2 separate regions of the Homo sapiens genome follow, and region 1 is linked to region 2. Evidence: chromatin contacts called from ENCODE Hi-C or POLR2A ChIA-PET data. All regions are on one chromosome and are shown on one strand. The core of a region is the stretch at or near the end of the contact, and the rest is flanking DNA. Distances in the headings are between cores, read along the strand shown. Region 1 overlaps LDAH (lipid droplet associated hydrolase). Region 2 overlaps LDAH (lipid droplet associated hydrolase).

Region 1 (4,829 bases), core at 2,128-4,627, 52 kb before region 2:
TAGATTATCCTGTGGCCAGGAGTTTCTTTCCATGTTTTTCGCCTCTTCATGTGTTCTTCATGTTTTTTAATAAATGCAGTTTTATGATACTTTTACATATTTTTTGGAACTTGTTCATTTTTATTCTTTTCCAGAATATTCTTTAGCTTCTTTTCTTTTGGCTGCAGAATATATTTTTTGGCTTCATTAGGAGGAAAAAAAAAGCTTAAATGATCTTTAAAGTCAACTTTCCTAAAATTGATCTCGTAAAGGCAGAGTATAATGATAGATACTAAAGGCTGGGAAGGGTGCAGGGCTGGGAGGAGGGATGAAGAGAGAGGTAAACAGGTACAAACATGCAAGTTAGATGAAAGGTGTAAGTTCTATTGTTGGAACTTATTTATACCAACAGAATTGGCATAGTCGGCAGAGTAGACTGACTATAGTTAACAGTAGTGTATTGTATTGGTATAAAGTAGCTAGAAGAGAGGCCTTGGATTTTTCTCAACACATAGAAATGATGAATACTCAAAGTGAATGTACTAAAACACCCTGACATGATCATTACACGTTCTATACAGGTAACGAAATATCACATGTACCCCATGAATATATAACATAAATATCAATATCTTTAAAAAAAATAAATAATAACCAAAAAATCAGCTTTTCTAGTTCCAACAGATGTTCTCAGAGGCAACCACTTTTAACACTGGTATATTCCTGTGATATTTATTCCACATTCTTTTTTGTTTGTTTGTTTGTTTAGACAGAGTCTCACTCTCTTGCCCAGACTGGAGTGCAGTGGTATGATCTCAGCTCACTGCAACCCTCCACCTCCTGGGTTCAAGAGATTCTCCTGTATCAGCCTCATCAGTAGCTGGGATTACAGGTGTCTGCCACCATGCCTGGCTAATTTTTGTAGTCTTAGTAGAGACAGGGCTTCACCATGTTGGCCAGGCGTGTGTCGAACTCCTGGCCTCAAGTGATCTGCCCACCCCAGCCTCCCAAAGTGCTGGGATTATAGGCATGAGCCACCATGCCTGGCCTTTACTCGTTTCTAAATGAAATACTTATATTTCTTCTTCTTCAGTTGTCTTTTGTTTTGTTTTGAGATGGAGTCTCTCTCTGTTGCTTAGGTTGGAGTGCAGTGGTGTGATCTCGGCTCACTGCAACCTCCGCCTCCCGGGTTCAAGCAATTCTCCTGAGTTTTTAATATTAGATGTTATCTATTGTCTTCCTCCATGAAAGAAAAAGATTAGCTTTCTTATACTTTCCCTTCTCCATGCACAATCATATACCCCTCCTTCTCCATCTATTTTCCTAGTATGGGAATATTTCAGTTTTTTGTTAGGTCAATATTCAGTGCTTTTATTATTATGACTATGTATTATATTATATTATGTATATTATATTATATTATATTAATTATATTATACATAGCTAAGCCTATAGGGAATTGCGCATGCATTTCCTTTCTTATATATTTTTGTTTGTTTTCCCTGGGTTAATGATGTTCTGTTATCTTTTTGCTTAGTTTTTTGTGCTTTAATCACTCATTTATCCTAGAACTATTCTCTAGAAGTGAAAAGAATCCTTTCAATGCATTTGAGTCATCAGTCAGTTTTCAGAATGCTCTGTCCTTTGGCTCCAGTCTGGACTCATTGCTCCCCAGGCCTGCTGCACAGTTGCCATCCTGGGGACTTCTGTCACTTTCTTCTGGCTTGGATCCCTCGTTTCTCAGATCCCACATTTTTATCTTAGTTTATTCTCTTGTTTTTGGTAGAGCATATCTTCTAGTAGCTTCCTTAGAAGAGGTACATGAGAAGTAACACAGCATGCTGCAAAATGTCTTAGACTCTAGGTTGGAAATAATTTTTCTTTAGGAGGAAAATGGAGGGCGTTAATGGAGGGCATTAATCATTGTTTTCCAACACTCAGAGCTGCTTATAAGAAGTATTGGTATCATTTCTGATTTTCGCCTTTTGTATGTGAAGATTCTCTACCCACATTTTCGAGACCTTTTCTTTGTTCTGAGATTCTGAAATTTTACAGTGAAGCACCTTGGTGTGACTGTTTTTTCATACAAGGTACTTGGGTTTTGGTGGGCCCTTTTAAGCCAGAAACTCATTTCATTCTAATAGCGCTTTGTTTTTCTTTTCTTTTTTGTAGTCTCATGTTTAATGGATGCAATATCATTTTCTTTTCTTTTCTTTTTTGTTTTTGCATTTGCAAGAATTTTCACTGTGTTCCTTTTTTCATTTGCATTAGTCTTTAGTTTTCCTCAAATGTCTGGCAATCCTTGACTATCCATTCATGTTTAAGAGGAAGACAAAAAACAAATTGGAAGCTTTGCACTCAGAGCTGGGGCTTATCCAGAGGTGTGTCTAGGGTGATTAGCCATCCTAGCTTGCCTAGGACTGAGAGGTTTTCTAGGACATAAGACTTTCAGTACTAAAACCATGACAGTCTCGGGCAAAACAGAGGAGTTGGTCGCCCTAGGTGGGCCTCATCCTAAGGTGATTGAGTAGGGACCCAGCATTTCATTGACGGATTTCCAGCTTTCAGTGTCTGAAGCTCTTTCTTTTATTGTTCAGTTTTCCTGGGGAGGAATCTTCCAGGCTCCTGTTTGAAGAGTGGAAACCTGTCTGTTAATGTTCAAAGAGGAACAGGGGAAAGGAGGTGGTAGTTTCAGTGTTTGGTTATGCCTAGTCCAGCCTCTTCTCAGTATGGTACTTTCATTCTCAGCTGGACTAAGATTCCTGATCGAGAATTTCTCTTTGTTTTAACCACTAATGGGAATAAACTATTCTTCTGCCAGGATGTAACAGTCTTTGTGGAAGTCAGTCCGTTCAGCATCTATTAACATAAAAATACATGTACTTTTCCAGTAGTGAAGGAGAGTTTGAAATTATAGTCATGGCAAGTGCTGTTTGATGGAGCAGAGATTTGGAATAGCTTATAGCATAGGATAGAGAAAATAAGTAGAAACATTATCTTAAACTCGAGAAGGGATATCCTTCTAAGGCTAGAAAGAAGGAGGTGAAATTGGTTACTAAAATGGAAAAGTATAAAGGCGTATCAGAGGGAAGTGAAGTCTCCTGCTTCCTGACTACTGTTTTTTCTGTTGAGAGTTGAGACCATGTTTTGAATGCTAATCATTTCCAGCTCATGAAAAGATACTAGGCCTGTGGTTCTTAAAGTTGGTGTCAGGATCAGAAGTATTGCTTGAGAACTTTAAAAATGCAGTTCCTGGGCTCTATCCCTGACCTTCTGAACCAGAAAGTCTGGGGGTTGGGCAATCAGTGTTTTAACAAGCCCTGCAGGGAACTGTGATACGCATATCTGATCCAGGGTGTAGTCATGGGAATGAATTGCTTAAGTTTAATGTAGGTGAAGTTCTTTGGATTTCATCATAATAATGAATTATGGGACAAAGTTTTTGGCTCAGTCAGTCCAACTGGATTTTGAAATGTCCTGACATGACATGACAAGTGAAACTGTCATTTAAGGGTCAAGGCTTTCAGAGAAAGTGTGAGTGACTAAAAAGTTGATAGATGGAAATAGATGGCTTGAGTCTTAAAGAAGAAGAGGTTGTTGTAATAGTGAGGTGAAATAGTAAGTGGGACAGACAACCCACCCACTTCCCCACCTGGAGATAGTATTTATTCCCTCACTCTTTTATCCCAGGTGCTAGGAATACTGTGTTGCATTAAGTCTTTGCTCTCATTGAGTTATATGTGGTGTTAGAGAAGAGTGACTGAGGCCTCTGCTGAAGAGGATTGAAAGGAAGAGAGCCCATTACAGGGGAGAGCCAGATTTCAGATATGGTGAGGAGATAAAGGGAGTATTCAGTGAAGACACTGAGAATGGAGGGAAGCATAAAACATTTGTAGTTTGATAGTCTCATTGTTTATAGTGCTTTGACATTTTCAGATCATATTTCATTTCCTAGTGTTCTTTTATGTTTGCCCTGCTCATTAGTTTGTGGGATTTAGAATTGTATTTTGTGTGTGTGTGTGTGTGTGTGTGTGTGTGTGTGTGTGTGGCAGGTTTCGGGGGAGCTAATCTATTTACACTGTGGTAATAATCAGGATAACAGTATTTCAAGGATTGTGAAGCCACTATGGACACCATGTTATGTCCGTCTCTGATAGACTGACATAACATTTCATTTTAAATCACATTGCTTTTGCAGCTAGCAAAATTAATTCTTCACTTCTAAGTTAGTAATGATAATTGTGAGTTTTCTTTTCTTTTTTGTAGTCTGATGTTTAATGGATGCAATATCATTTTCTTTTCTTTTCTTTTTTTTGCATTTGTAAGAATTTTTACTGTGTTCCTTTTTTGATCAGAATCCACAGATTGAAGAACTTTTAATTTAGTTTCATTTTTTCTGATGAACCTTAGATCTTGGATTTCTGTAAAGTAACATTGTCCTTGGACTTTCTTTAACTAGTGAGATGAACAAAGGGAATCAGATTGAGAACTCACCATAGAGTACACTGAATCATAATTCTTAGGAGGTCATATGGAGATAACAGAACCATGTGAAGTATCAAGTGCTGTGAGCACAGTGGTTGGAGATATAGCAGATAAGGCTCCATGAATGAGTCCAATAGGTCTGTCTACATGGCAACCTATTATATAGATACTGTGCCATATTAACTTGATATGTGGCAGTTTTCGTTCCTCTCCCTACAAAATTAACTGGAAGGTATAAGTCTATACTTGCAGCATTGTATAGTTGGAGATTATTAGCAGTCAGGGCCTAGAGATGATCACTACAACTTCTGTTATACATTGCATGGGTATTTGACTGATTTGACTGTTATGAGCATGTTCAAGTG
Region 2 (4,547 bases), core at 481-2,980:
TTACAATATCTAGGAAAAGTGTCACCCAGCAGGTAATAATTGTTGTTCTCCAAAGGCAAGAGAGGAAAACCAGTCTCATCAACTAAGTATTAGTTGTGATAAGGTCTTTGGTCTTCTTATATTTTTACAAGGCAGTGACGCATTCAATGTACATATTAGAACTTCCTTATTGTTTTGGTCCATTCCCATTATTTCAGACTGCATTTTAATTCTCAATTTGTTATTGATATAGATCAATCAAATATAACCCTGTGGTTGCTTATATATTTTTAGAGTTTCCCTTACATGCAGTTTTGCTTAACATGGGTCACAGTAAAGGATCGTTTATAAAAGTAATGGATTGTTTCCTGTTTCTGCCAGCTGATTTGATCAATCTGAAGTTCCTTATGTACTATGGGTTACATAACCAGTCTGGAATCTGTGTGGTACATTCTTCTAGTTTGGTATTAACTGAATTAATCATTTATATTCTTTAAATCATTGAGGACATTTTAGTAAACACTTGAACTGCTCTCTTCTTCAAGTACTCTGCTCCAGCAATACTGTTCACCTGGCTCTTACTCAAACACACCACTTTAGCTTTCTATGGCCTCTGCACATGCTCTTCCCTCTCCCCACAAAATTTATTTTTCCAAGCATCTCTTAGCTCACCCCCTAACTGCCTTTGCACAAATGTCACCTTTCATCAAAGCCTTTCCTGAACACCCTATTTAAAACTATCCCACCACCCCTAGCAATTTCTAGTCCTCTTTTATTATTTTATCTGCCCCGTCATAGGACTTGTGACTTACTACCATCATACATATTTGATTCAATTATTATTTATTGCTTAAATTGTTATGATCATTTATTATAAATCATGTATTACAGCTAATTAACATACATATGCTCAGTCATTTACTTGATTAGTTATTAGCCTCAATTATATCTTATTTTTTAATATATATTTTTATTTGACAAATAGAAAGTATATAGATTGGTACAATATGATGTTTGGAAATAAGCATATATTGTGGAATGACTAAATCAAGCTAAGTAACTTATGCAGTACCTTACATGCTTATCTTTTGTTGTGATAAGAACACTTGAAATCTATTCTACTGTCTTAGAAATTTAAAAATGGGCAAAGGACTTGAATAGACATTTCTTCAAAAAAAATGCAAATGACCAACAGGTATATGAAAAGGTGCTCAACATCACTAATTATCAGAGAAATGCAAATCAAAACCACAATGATATATCACCTAACACCTGTTAAGATGTCTATTAGAAAAACAAAATGTAACAAGTGTTGATAAGGATATGGAGAAATAGAAATCTTTGTGTGCCTTGTACACTGTTGCAAGAGCATTAGTAGAACTACTTTGGAAAACTCTTTGTAATTATCTACTAAAGATGAATATATGCCTACTATATGACCCAGTGTTTCTACTTTGAAGTGATACAGCCAACAGAAGTACATGCATACATGCACCAAAAGACATATACAGAAATATTATTAGGACTTCTGGTTTCCAGTTCCACATGTAGGGAGCTTAGAAGTTGCCACTCCAACCCTAACAAGTAAAAAGCTAAGCAAACTGAGAAATCAATTCTTATCGGACCCAGGATAGGGGAGGACACAGGGAAAACCACTGTCCCCAAAAGACTAGAGAGACAGACTGGCAAATACCGAGAGCCACAAGTTACTAGAGCATGCAGTCACAAACAGAAACCCCCACAGGAAGCAGTGCCATGGTAGAAAAACCTGAGCTGTAATTGATGAATTATAGGAGGTTCAGTATGAACAACTCTGAAAGTTTTAAACTCCAGGAGGACCCACTCATGGGGAAACACCACAATTTTGTTAGACTTACCTACATGAGCTCAATTAGATTCTCCAAGTAAATATTGCAGAAAAATCCCTATGTGCTTCTGGCAGGGGGAAGGTGAAATGAACCATTTTGAAATATGCCAGAGCACTGTGCTCTTCTTAACAAGGTCTGCCCCCAGGAGAAATTAGTTAGCTAAATCCTAACCTGCTGGGGTATTATTAGAGCCTGACCCAAGGGAAGGGAAATACCTAACTCTTGTCAGCTCTAACCTTCTGCATCAGAGAAGGGAAATACTAAACTCCAGACAACTCTAGCCATCCTGTCCTACCAAAGAGGGGAGAAGAATACTGAGGAAACACTTAGAAGTTTGTACACCAGAGGCATATGCTTACTAAAAGACTGAGACTTAATCATAGGATGATAGAATGTCTCCCCTCCCCTTTCCCCCACCTAACTGCTACATTGCTAAAAGCTGATTTATAAAAGTTCCTTTTACCTGGTACATCATGTCCAGCTACCAAGAAAAAATTACCAGGCATACCAAAAGGCAAAAAAAAAAAAAAAAAAATCTGAGGAGAATAGAGCAAGCTTCAGACCCAGACAGATAGGGATTCTGGAATTATCAGATGAGGAATTTAAATCCACTATGATTAATATACTAATGGCTATAACAGATAAAGAAGGCATCATTCAAGAATAGGTAGACAATGTAAGAAGAGAGATGGAAATCCTAAGGAAAAAGCAAAGAGAAATGCTAGAGAGTAAAAACACCGTAAAATAAAAATGGCTTTGATGGGCTTATCAGTAGATTGAACATGGCTGAAGAAAGAGTCTCTGAGCCTGAGAATGTCTCAACATAAACCTCCAAAATTGGAAAGCAAAGAAAAAGACTGGGAAAAGAAAAAAAAAGAATAAGGACTGCAGGACAACTACAAAAGGTGAAACATATGCATAAGGGGAATACTAGATGGAAAAGAACGAGAGAAAGAAACAAGAAATATTTCAAACAATAATGACAGAGACATTTCTTAAATTAATGTCAGACATCAAACTTCAGATCCAGGAAACTCAGAAAGAAAATAATAGGGGTTTGAAACTCAGATCTCCATAAAGAAAAGAAGAGCATCAGAGAGGGAATAAACAAAGACTAAAATGTTCATTTTTCTTATTCTTAATTGATCTAACTGATAAGTTTGTTCAAAATAATAATAGCAACAGTGCTTTCGATTTTGTATGTTTATATGTTATATGTATGCTTACATATAAGTGAAATGAATGACAACAACACAAGGAGCAGGAGGGAAGACTTAGGATTATTTTGTTTTTGTATGATACACTACTTATAAAGTGGTATAGTGTTATTTAAAAGTGGACTTGGGGGTGCAGCGCACCAGCATGGCACATGTATACATATGTAACTAACCTGCACAATGTGCACATGTACCCTAAAACTTAAAGTATAATAAAAAAAAAAAAAAAAGTGGACTTGGACTAGTTGTAAATGGATATTGCAAAATCTAGGGCAACCACTAGAAGAATTTTTTTTTTTTAAGTATAACTGACATGCTAAGAAAGGAGAGAAAATGGAATCACATAAAATGCTCAATTAAAACCACAAAAGGCAGAAAATATGTGGAAGATGAAAATAGAAAATAATGACAAATGTGGTCTATATTAATTTAACTACCAGTAATCACTTTGAACATCAGTGGTCTAAGTGCACCAAATAGGCCTGGTGTGGTGGCTCACACCTGTAATCCCAGCACTTTGGCAGGCTGAGGCAGGAAGATCACTTGGGCCCAGGAGTTTGAGACCAGCCTGCACAACATAGGGAGACAGACCATCTCTACAAAAAATTTGAAAAATTAGCCAGGCGTGGTGGTGTGTGCCTGTAGCCCCAGCTACTCAGAAGGCTGAAGTGGGAGGATCTCCTTGAGCCTGGGAGGTCAAGGCTGCTGTGACAGAGTGAGACCCTGTCTCAAAAAAAAAAAAAAAAAAGGAAAAAGAAAAGAAAAAGAAAAGCACTAATTAAAAGATTGTTAGAGTGGATCAAAAAACAAGACTCAACTGTATGTTGTTTACAAGAACCCCACTTTAAATATAAAGACACATGTAAATGAAAAGTAAATGGATGGAGAAAAATATACCAAGCTAACACTAATCAAAAGAAAACAGGAGTAGCTATATTTCAGACAAGGCCGACTTTTCAAAGCAAAGAAAGTTATCCAGAATAAAAAAGGTAATTACGTAATGATAAAGAGGTCAGTCCTCCAAGAAGACATAACAGTCCTTTACATGCATGTGCCTAGCAGCAAAGCATCAAACTATGTGAGGCAAAAACTGATAGAACTACAAGCATAAATATATGCATCCACTATCATAGTTGGAGATTTCAACACCCCTTTATCAGAAATGGACAGATCCAGCAGGCAGTAAATGGGTAAAGACCTAGTTGAATTCAACAACACCATCAATCAACTTGATATAATTGACGTCTATAGACTACTTCATCCAACAAGAGCAGAATACACATTCTTCTCAAGATCACGTGGAACATTCACCAAGATAGACCACATTATGGTCCATAAAGCACACCTTAACAAATTTAGAATAGAAATTATATAATGCCTGCTCTCAGACCACAGTGGAATTTTACTAGAAACCAATAAAGGAAAGATAACTGGAAAGTCCCAAAATACATGGAGATTAAACATGGATTAGAAAAGAAATTCC

Evidence for each region. A loop is a pair of places that touch in the nucleus more often than their neighbours do. ChIA-PET counts read pairs that join two places held with the same protein, here RNA polymerase II (POLR2A). Pooled maps may share reads with other maps.
Region 1: a pooled map shows a loop between it and region 2 (3-fold over the local background). The contact joins two enhancer-like sites. A Hi-C loop is called at or near these places in 2 of 168 maps with a recorded cell type or tissue (endothelial cell of hepatic sinusoid and posterior vena cava) and 1 of 50 pooled maps. POLR2A ChIA-PET finds 5 or more read pairs at or near these places in 1 of 52 experiments (OCI-LY7).

The regions. Positions count from the first base shown.
Region 1 is chr2:20,795,144-20,799,972 of GRCh38, reverse strand. The region is part of intron 2 of LDAH (lipid droplet associated hydrolase); the gene reads left to right. Among named protein-coding and RNA genes, the nearest start is that of LDAH, 26 kb to the left of the region's middle. Within about 2 kb of position 3,377, at least 2 of the 41 ENCODE cell types and tissues checked have a DNase peak (open chromatin) inside an H3K27ac peak, as active enhancers do.
Region 2 is chr2:20,742,059-20,746,605 of GRCh38, reverse strand. All of the region lies in intron 4 of LDAH (lipid droplet associated hydrolase), which reads left to right. Among named protein-coding and RNA genes, the nearest start is that of GDF7, 77 kb to the right of the region's middle. Within about 2 kb of position 1,730, at least 2 of the 41 ENCODE cell types and tissues checked have a DNase peak (open chromatin) inside an H3K27ac peak, as active enhancers do.